Regions from separate parts of the Homo sapiens genome. Here region 2 is linked to region 1. Evidence: read pairs that join two places in POLR2A ChIA-PET (ENCODE). Cell type or tissue: PC-9. All regions are shown on one strand. Links, peaks and the distances in the headings refer to the core of each region. The heading gives the core; the rest is flanking DNA. Region 1 holds the start of CFP (complement factor properdin). Region 2 overlaps USP11 (ubiquitin specific peptidase 11).

Region 1 (2,515 bases), core at 1-2,500:
AAATGGGGAGGGGAGAGTAGAGAAGGAGGCAGAGGGGACAGGGTGGGGTCAAAGCAGGATGCCCTCCCAGTTCCTCCTGCCTCTAGGTTCCTCTTTCCCTGCTGATTCCAGGAGCCTATCAACCCAGATAAAGCGGGACCTCCTCTCTGGTAGAGGTGCAGGGGGCAGTACTCAACATGATCACAGAGGGAGCGCAGGCCCCTCGATTGTTGCTGCCGCCGCTGCTCCTGCTGCTCACCCTGCCAGCCACAGGTGAGGGGGTGAGGGCCCAGCTGGCCCCAGGGGTGTCCAGGCCCACCACATCCCTGACCGAGCCCCACCCACCCATCCCCTGGCCCTGTTACAGGCTCAGACCCCGTGCTCTGCTTCACCCAGTATGAAGAATCCTCCGGCAAGTGCAAGGGCCTCCTGGGGGGTGGTGTCAGCGTGGAAGACTGCTGTCTCAACACTGCCTTTGCCTACCAGAAACGTAGTGGTGGGCTCTGTCAGCCTTGCAGGTTAGGGGGAGCCTGGGGTGGGGGATGGGGGGGAGGGAAGGACTGTCTGTGGGGGTCACCCAAAACTGGGCACTTTCTTTCTCTGGGACTTCCAAGGGTGGCCCTGAGGCCCTGATCGTGACCATACCTCAGGGTTTCTCAACCTTGTTACTATTGACATTTGGGGCTGGAAATTCTTGGCTGGGGGAGGGGATTGCTTACCTGTGTATTGTGGGATGTTTTGTAACACCCCTAGCCTTCCACTAGATGCCAGTAGCAATTCTCCCCACCAGCTGTGACAACCAAACATGTCAGCAGACATTGCCAAATGTCCCCTGGGGGTCAAAATCACCCCTGATTGAGAACCACTGACATAGCTCACACATATTGAGCACCTCCTGCACACTGGAAGCATTGCAGGTGGGGTGCAGCTTGGTATTTCCCTAATTTTGATGACAGCTCATGTTTATTGAGTGCTTACTGTATATGGACACACTGTGGGGGCGGGAAAGTTTGGGGAATTCAAAGGGCAGCTCTAGGCCCCTAATTATGATGACACTTCACATTCATTGAGCACTCCCTGTATACCAGCTGCATGGCAGGGTTGGGAGATGAGCTTGAGGATTTCTGAGGGTAGCTCTAGTCTCCTGATCATGATTTCCAGCTTGCATGGATTGAGCCCTTACCGTATGCCAGACCTGTTTTCTACTTGTTTACTATATATCCCAGATACACCGTGGGCATGGGGAGCTTGGGGATTTTTGAGGGCAGCTCTGGGCCCCAAGTCATGTCAACAGTTCATCACATCTATTTGGCATGAACAGCATACCTAGGGCTATGCAGTGGGTTGGGGATAGATCTGGGGTTATTTCTGAGGAGGCCTCTGAGGTCATAGGGATGATGGCTCAGGTTTATTAAGCACTTTCTATTTACCTACTACCGTGTAGTGTGGTGATCTGGTGGGTTTCTGACAGCAGCCCTTGGTTTCTAGTCCTTACCTTTGCTTACTGCGGACCTGGTGTTGGCCATGCAGCCTTCCAATGGTAACTCCAGATGCCTGATTGTGAAGGTAAATGACATTATCAAGCACTTATTGTATATCCACTGCTTCCCATCAGTATCCCAATATCCCTAAAAGGTAAGGACTTATCAATCCATCGCACACGCACTTGCCTAGCAACCCTTCGTGTCTGCCCACACTCTGGAGTCCCACATGCCATTCTTGTTAGCTCATGCCAGGATGGGATGTGTGTGCTCTTCTCCACAGGTCCCCACGATGGTCCCTGTGGTCCACATGGGCCCCCTGTTCGGTGACGTGCTCTGAGGGCTCCCAGCTGCGGTACCGGCGCTGTGTGGGCTGGAATGGGCAGTGCTCTGGAAAGGTGGCACCTGGGACCCTGGAGTGGCAGCTCCAGGCCTGTGAGGACCAGCAGTGCTGTCCTGGTGAGGAGGATGAGCAAGGCGGGCAAGCACTCCCTGTCACCCAGCACTGGTGGGAACGATCGGTACAGAGGTCCTCAGAGTGGGCCCGTCCCCAGTGTTTGTAAGGACCTAAGGAGGAGAGTGGTGGGAGGTGAGGTCAGAGAGGTGAGGAGGGTCCATTGCCTGGGGGCCACAGAGAGGACGTTGGCTTTTCATCTGAGTAATTTGGACTGTGGGCAGAGGAGGAACGTGATCTGACTGGGGTTGGGAGGAGAACAGACTGTGCACGGTGAGGGTGAGAGGGGAAGCGGAGGCACCCATGTGAAGGTTGCTGCGGCAGGCCCGGTGAGCGGGGATGGTGGGCCCAGAATGGTGGCAGAGGATATAAGGACAGGATTAGCTCATGTGGGGCACTCAAGGAAGCAAAGAGCCCTGAATGACACCCCACCTCCATCCCATTACCCTCTCTTCTCTCCCACAGAGATGGGCGGCTGGTCTGGCTGGGGGCCCTGGGAGCCTTGCTCTGTCACCTGCTCCAAAGGGACCCGGACCCGCAGGCGAGCCTGTAATCACCCTGCTCCCAAGTGTGGGGGCCACTGCCCAGGACAGGCACAGGA
Region 2 (7,737 bases), core at 5,104-7,603, 380 kb after region 1:
GGAGGCTGAGGCAGGAGAATGGCATGAACCCAGGAGGCAGAGCTTGCAGTGAGCCAAGATGGCACCATTGCACCCCAGCCTGGGCAATAGAGTGAGACTCCATCTCAAAAAAAAGAGTGATGTCACCAAAATGGAAGACTAGGAAGCTCCAGGCTCTGGCTCCTTAACAGAAACATCAAAAAGCAAACAGAATTGTTAGAGCTAACTGTGTCAGAGTGCTGGAAAATAGTTGATATGGTTTGGACTTGTGTCCCCGCTCAACTCTCATATAAATTGCAATCCCCATTGTTGGAGAAGTGGCCTGGTAGGTGACTGGATCATGGGGGCAGATTTCTCCCTTGCTCTTCTCACCATAGTGAGTTCTCATGACATCTGGTTGTTTAAAAGTGTGTGGCACCTCCCCACTTCACTCTCTTCCTCCTGCTTCAGGGCAGGTAAGACGTGCCTGCTTCCCCTTCACCTTCCACTGTGATTGTAAGTTTCCTAAGACCTCTCAGCCATACTTCCTGTACAGCCTGCAGAACCATGAGCCTTTTTTATAAATTACCCAGTCTCGGGTATTTCTTTATAAATTACCCAGTCTCAGGTATTTCTTTACAGCAGTGCGAGAACAGACAAATACAATGGTCAAAAGTTTACAGCAGGCCGAGCGCGGTGGCTCACGCCTGTAATCCCAGCACTTTGGGAGGCCCAGGTGGGCGGATCACGAGGTCAGGAGATCGAGACCATCCTGGCTAACATGGTGAAACCCCGTCTCTACTGAAAATACAAAAAATTATCCAGGCGTGGTTGCAGGCGCCTGTAGTCCCAGCTACTCGGGAGGCTGAGCCATGAGAAAGGCCTGAACCCGGGAGGCGGAGCTTGCAGTGAGCGGAGATCGCGCCACTGCACTGCAGCCTAGGCAACAGAGCGAGCCCCATCTCAAAAAAAAAAAAAAAAAAAAAAAGTTTACAGCAACTGTCCAACCAAGAAAAAGCCATCTTCAAAATGGGAGTATTGTGGCATTTTTACTTGCCCTTCCCCCACTGTCTGCCTGGCACGATGGCAGTCTTGATCAGTCTCAAAGCAGCTGCCTCATTCCCAGTTCCCTCCCTTGAACTGGAGGGAGCAGAGATCTTATCTGCAAATTGTTGTGTACGTGCTATTTGTCCACCTGTTCTCTATTTCTTTATTCTTGCCTTCTTCTGGATTATTATTCTTCATTCTATTCTCCCCGTTTGTTTGAAACTTACTATTTTTCTGTTCTTTAGTATGATATCCTTTTTTTCTTTGAGATGGAGTCTTGCTCTGTTGCCCAGGCTGGAGTGCAGTGGCGCAATCTCAGCTCACTGCAACCTCCGCCTCCTGGGTTCAAGCAATTCTCCTGCCTCAGCCTCCCAAGTGGCTGGGATTACAGGCATGTGCCACCATGCCTGGGTAATTTTTGTATTTTTAGTAGAGATGGGGTTTCGCCATGCTGGCCAGGCTGGTCTCGAACTCCTGACCTCAGGTGATCCACCCACCTCGGCCTCCCAAAGTGCTGGGATTACAGTCATGAGCCACTGCGCCTGGCCCTTACAGCCCATTCTCACCCAGCTCTTTATGCCTGCTTCCTTATCTGCAAAATGGGGTGATTGTAGTGCTTCAGTCATATGGTCTTCACGAGCCTTCGATGACAGCTTCTGAGTTCCTGGATCCAGTCATACCTGAAACTAGTATTTCTGTTCTTACTTTTGCTAAGTCAGTTTGAGCTGGGCTCCTCACAGCAACTGCCTTGACTTCTGCCTGTGTCAGCAGAGTGACTGGGAGGTTTGCGGGTGGCGATGCTGGGGCTGAGTGACCCTCACAGTGGGTCTGCCCAGACCCAGTGCAAAGGCAGAAGGCTGGGGGGAGTGTTGAGGCCCTGGCCATGAGAATGGCCTCTCAGCTGCCACCGATCAGGATTCCCCTCACCCATCAGTGTGAAGGGTTGGATGGCTTATTTATGTCCAAATTCCTGCGGCAGGTGTTCAGTGTCGTCTGGGGTGAGGTTGGAGGGAACCTGCCTGGTGTGGGAGCTGGGGTCATGATGGGAGAGGGGGCTGACTACAGGGGCCACACACAGACAGCACATTTGTCCTGGCAGGTTGGCTGGTCTGCCAAATGCATGTACCATCTCCAAAGGAGGTCTCAGGGGGACAAAATCTTCTCAGAGGACACTACTGGGGGTCTGTGAGGTGGTCTGGGGAATAGCATCCTTTTTTTGAGATGGGGTCTTGCTCTGTGGCCCAGACTGGAGTGCAGTGGCACGATCATAGATCACTGCAACCTCAACATCCAGGGCCCAAGTGATCCTCCTGCCTTGGCCTCCCAAAGTGTTGAGATAACAGGTGGCACCTGGCCTGAGAGGAGTATTTTTATGTCCCCAAACCACAAATTTGCCCACATGGATGCATCCGTCCCACGTGCTCCATTTCCACATTGCCTGTAGGGCAGCTCATGTCTGCAGATTGAGTAGCAGTCCTGGGTCCAGACAAGCCAAGCACCCACTCCAGGGACCGACTCGGGTAGCACATGAGGTATACTGACCTCCTGACAAGCCCTGAGCAATTCTGTGACCTCTGTACCTCAGTATCCCCATCCGAAACTGGAGATGACAACTCTTGCATGAGATTGTTGTGAGGATTACGTATCAATATTTGGAAAATATTTTGGAAAAAACTGGGCATGCCATTGGTGCTTGGAATCGTGCCTGGCACACAGAGGGTGCTTTCAAAGCACTTAGAACAGCAGTACCCAGCCCACAGCTGGTGCTCACTAACCACTCAGAGCTGCACCCATCACACATCTGGCCTTTGATAAGAACACAGAACACAGGCACAAAACTGGTGCTTAGTTAAGTCCATGGAGGAAAAAACCACACTGCTGAGTGGGGAGCAGACTGGTGCTTTATATATACACACACACAGCAGAAGGTACAGGGCCTCAATAAGAAAATACACTCTGTGTTCAGGTGAACCCCCATCACCACCCACGCAGAACACTCTGGGCTGAGGAGAGGGAAGGGCACGACCATAAATAAAGACTAGAAGGGAGGGTCACTGCTGGAAGGGCAAACACAGGCGGGGCGCGCACTGCTAGGAGGAGACACGACCTGTTCTTTCCCGGGAGAGAGCGATGCAGCGGCACAGGAGAACAGTAGCCACGACTAAGCCTGCAATGCCTGGCGGGGGCACCTAACACGAATAAGAGAAGCGGGGCGGACACGAGAAGCGAGATTGCAGAGAGGGCTTTTTTTTTTTTTTTTCTGTGGCAGGACCCAGGGCTCTCAATTAACATCCATGAACTCAGAGCTGGGTGGGGAGCTGCAGGCAGGGGAGGCTGGGGCGCCAGATGAGCCGGCCGGGGACAGCAGGCGTCGCGCCACGTCCTGGCGTTGGTAGAAGAGGACATAGGCTGCCTTGGACTGTGGGGAGAGGACAGGAGTCAGTGTGGATTGTGGGGGTGGGGAGGTGGAATCAGAAAGGAAGAAGGGGAGGAGGTAGGATGGAAGTCACACCTCGATCTGATTCTCATTGACAGGGGAGACGCTGTTGTCATCAAAGTAGTGCCACTGGCCGCTGTCCTTGTTGCAGGCAAATGTTGTGTCTGAAAGGGAAGGAGAGTTATCCTCGCCTACCCTTCCTGCCTCTCAGAAGTGTCCAGATTCACTCTTGTCACTCCTCCCACCACGATAACCTCACCACTGGCTCACATCCCTAGTCACTCACTGGGAAGGTCCTGATCGCCCCCCTGCCCAGAACCCCCAGGGCAGGCCCCACCCACAGCCTGGCACATACAGTGTCCATCACGCATGCCCCCATAATGGTTGGAAACCGCGATGAGGTCATATTTGTACAGCTCCGGATTCGACTCATTCTGTGGCTGGATGACAAACTCAGAGAAGTCCAGGTCCCTGTGGGTGGGGAGAGGGTTAATACTGGTACACCCCCTCCTTTCCCTGCCTTCCCCCAGCCATCCTCTCCCTGGCCCCTGACCGGATAGGAAACTCCACGAGGGTGTCCAGCTTCTCTCGGGAGAACTTGGTGTAGGAAAAGCGTTTCAGGTGGATGATGAGAATCTCCGGCAGCATCCACAGGTCCAGCTTCTTGGTTGCCAGCTGGTGCTGCTTGCAGGAAGGGCAGTACCTACAGACAGAGCCCGAGTCAGCAAACGGACTTTTTCTTTTTTTTTTTTTTGAGACAGAGAATCGCTCTGTTGCCCAGGCTGGAGTACAGTGGCGCGATCTCGGATCACTGCAGCCTCCACCTCCTGGGTTCAAGCGATTCTCCTGCCTCAGCCTCCCGAGTAGCTGGAATTACAGGCATGCACCACCATGCCCTGCTAATTTGTGTATTTTTAATAGAGACAGGGTTTCACCATGTTGGCCAGGCTGGCCTTGAATTCCTGACCTCAGGTGATCCACCCGTGTCGGCCTCCCAAGGTACTCGGATGACAGGCATGAGCCACAATGCCCAGCCAAAACAGACTTTTTCTGAGCACCTACTGTGCGCCCTTTGTACTGCCTCTCACGTGCCATGTCTGGCTCACAGAAACACTGCTCTTACTATTAGCCCATCTAGTATTCTAGTTTGCTCTGTTCCTGTTAAAATCCTTTCACTCACTCGTCAAGTGCTTACTATCTTTTGTATATGTGCTCATACTATTTTTTGTATTTTTGTTTGATTTCTGTTCCATGAGATGCTAGTCTTATTTTAGAGCCCACCTCTATCCTTCTAGTTTCCTCTCTTCGTATTTTAGTCATTCATTCACTCCCCAGTATTTATTGATTGCTTGTTTAACCCTTTGGAACTATTTTGTATTTCTGTTCCATTTCTGCTCCACGGACATGCTGCTCTTATTTCTGAGACTAGGGAGTGTGGTTTTGGTTCTCTTTTTGTTTATTCTGCAAGTGTCTACTGAGCATCAACCGAACACTCAACACTATTATAAACAGGTAGAAGCAACACACAGTGAACTTAAGTCTTCACCCTCGAGGAGTTGACTCTAACGAAGATGACAAATAACACAAAAGTGGATACAGGACATCACATCAAGTGGCATCGCTGAGCTAGAAAGTAATGCTTGGCTAGGAAGAAAAGAGCAGAGAGGGGATGGAGAGGGATGGTGGGGAAGGGTGATTTTTAACAGGGTAGTCAGAGGAGGTCTCTCTGATGAGGTCACATTTGATCGGAGACCTGAGCATCGTAAGGAGTGAAGTCCTGTAGATCACTGGGAACAACATTCCTGGAGAAGGAACAGCACAGGCCAAGGCTCTGGGGTAGGAGTCTGCTCAGGAGATTGGTGGCCAGGTTGGCAAGAAGGGTTTGAGTGTGGAGGAGGGAGGAGGAAGGTATACTTAAAGAGCTAAATATAGGCCAGGTGTGGTGGCTCACGCCTGTAATCCCAGCACTTTGGAAGGCCAAGGCGGGTGGATCATCTTTAGTCAGGAGTTCGAGACCAGCCTGGCCAACGTGGCAAAACCTGTTTCTACTAAAAATATAAAAATTAGCCAGGCATGGTAGTGGGTGCCTATAATCCCAGCTACTCAGGAGACTTAGGCAGGAGAACAGCTTGATCCTGGGAGGCAGAGGTTGCACTGAGCCGAGATTGTACCACTGCACTTCAGCCTGGGTTGACAGAGCCAGACTCTGTCTCAAAAAAAAAAAAAAAAAGCTAAATATAGTAGTTCCATCCAATGAAACCCCCACACACAGGCCCCGCTCTGGCCCCTCACCAGGGGTTTTCCTTCTCCAGGGTCTCCACAGTGGTGAAGAGCTCAATGCACTCCTGCAGCCGCACGGGAGCCTTCTTCATCACGTACCCGACGCAGTCATGCTTCACGTAGCCCTAGGATTGGGTGAACAGACAACCAGATGGCCGGCTGTGAGGACAGATGGAGAAATGGGGAGTGGGGGCCCAGCGGGGGAGACACACACTGAGTGGGTCAGAGCACCGACTTTGAAGCTAGGAACCTCAGGCCCTGGAGCTCTCAGTAGGTGTTCAGGCCCCAAGGCCAAGCTTGACCTGGATCTCTTGGCTCTGTTCCCAGCTAGAGGAGTTGTGGGGAGGATGTACGAAGAGTTGAGGGGCAAGAGCTGGAAGTACCCCCCATCCCTGGGATCTCATTTACCTCAGCCTCTACCTCGTCATAGTAACGCTTCTTCATCTCTGGCTCCCAGTCGATAGCAATGTACGGCTGGGCTGGGGGTGAGGGAGAGGTGGTCATGGATCCTGCTGCCAGGAAATCTCCCCTCCAGCCTCCCCAGCCCTCGCTGATAGCCAAAGGAAATACCATGGACTTCTTCAGGGGAGGTTGTGCGGTCGCTGGTCCCATTGGAGTTCACCGTCTGCAGGGTGAACAGCTGCTTGCGTCGTCGCCTTGGGGGCCACTGAGATGTGCCAAGGCAATTGTCCAGGAGGAACGGGCACCTGTTCGTGACTCCAGAGCTGGGCCCAGCCTGCTCTGGCTCAGGGTCTCGGAGGCTGCCCCCAGTTGAGGGCCCAGGGACGTCATCTTTATCCTCCTCGTCATCTTCTAGGACAGGAGGATGTCAGAGATGGGAAGGTGTGAGCCTCAAGTGCTAAGCTGCAATGCACACCTAGACGAACCCTACGTGGGTCAGACCTAACCCAGAGCCCCCGCCCACTGACTGTTAGCCCCCTCACCTTTCTCATCCCCATCGTCCTCATCATCTGAGTTGGGTTTGGTCACGTAGCGTCTGCAACAGAGCAGAGGAGACTCCCAAGACGGGTACAAGGACAGTGGGGATAGAGCCCGGGATTTTACTTAAGATAATGGGAAGCCATTGGTAGATCCACATGTAAACCGTTCTGAATCTGAGGTGTGAGAGGGCTGAAGGGGTGACGCGTAAATGCATGAAGAGGCCAAGGCTGTCAGCAGTGGCCTGAGAATGAAGGAACTTGTGTCCCAGTCAGAGGTGTGGAGTGTGATTAGCTGGGCGTGGTGGCGCGCGGCTGTAATTGCAGCTATTTGGGAGGCTGAGGCAGGAGAATCGCTTGAATCCGGGAGATGGAGGTTGCAGTGAGCCAAGATCATGTCACTACACTCCAGCCTGGGCAACAGAGCAAGACTCCATCTCAAAAAAAAAAAAAAAAAAAGGTATGGAGCGTGGACTTTTACTCTAATAAGCCACTGCTAGACAAGACACATACCGGCTGTAACTTCCCATCAGGGAAAGCCTCTGGGGAATGACTTTTGAATGCAAAATGAGGGGGGAGAATTCTGATAACACAATGCTTTGTGTGCCACAGTAAAGACTCTAGATTTTAGGCAAAATGAAAATTTGTCAGCAAAAAGACAAAAAAACCAAGACTCTCCCAGGAGGGACAACAGTCTCCAGGAGAGACAACTGAAGACAAGATGAAGTTGTCTGTTTTGTGCATCTTGTTCACCTCTGTATCCCTAGCACCCAAGACAGGCAGTAGCAAAGCCAGAGGTCTAGAGAAAGAAAAAACCCTACAAGTTCTTCTATGGCCATGTTAAGTTTGGACTGTCTTTTGTTTGTTACAGGGGAGGTGTCAAATAAGCAGCTAAACACCCAAGTCGGAGTTCAGACCCCTCCGCCCCCCACCCCCGGGGAAGAGGACACTTACGAGAGCCGGTACATCAGGACGTTATACAGGCCCTCCCAGGTGAAGCGGTCCCGGGGCACTGATACCAGGAGGGGGTGTCCAAAAAGCATCAGGCCGTAGTAGGAGTTGTTGTAGTCACGGGCA

Evidence for each region. ChIA-PET counts read pairs that join two places held together with the same protein. Peaks named below come from ENCODE experiments on the same cell type or tissue, not always from the same donor. Only the 100,000 strongest peaks of a DNase experiment are listed, where the experiment ranks them.
Region 2: POLR2A ChIA-PET joins it to region 1 with 28 read pairs; 2 of 35 experiments call an interaction of 5 or more read pairs at or near these places.

Annotation. Positions count from the first base shown.
Region 1 is chrX:47,627,506-47,630,020 of GRCh38, reverse strand. CFP (complement factor properdin) reads left to right here and starts at 91. Exons shown (of 9, transcript NM_001145252.3): 1 at 91-252; 2 at 347-497; 3 at 1,744-1,919; 4 at 2,380-2,515. The coding sequence starts at 177. In PC-9, for the core only: a CTCF peak has its summit at 776 (motif pointing right); no DNase peak of the experiment used is centred there.
Region 2 is chrX:47,243,480-47,251,216 of GRCh38, reverse strand. It overlaps USP11 (ubiquitin specific peptidase 11), which reads right to left. Exons shown (of 21, transcript NM_001371072.1): 13 at 7,615-7,737; 14 at 6,667-6,719; 15 at 6,293-6,535; 16 at 6,131-6,201; 17 at 5,735-5,847; 18 at 3,996-4,145; 19 at 3,798-3,913; 20 at 3,518-3,606; 21 at 2,889-3,424. The coding sequence ends at 3,287. Among named protein-coding and RNA genes, the nearest start is that of USP11, 14 kb to the right of the region's middle. In PC-9, for the core only: no CTCF peak of the experiment used is centred there; no DNase peak of the experiment used is centred there.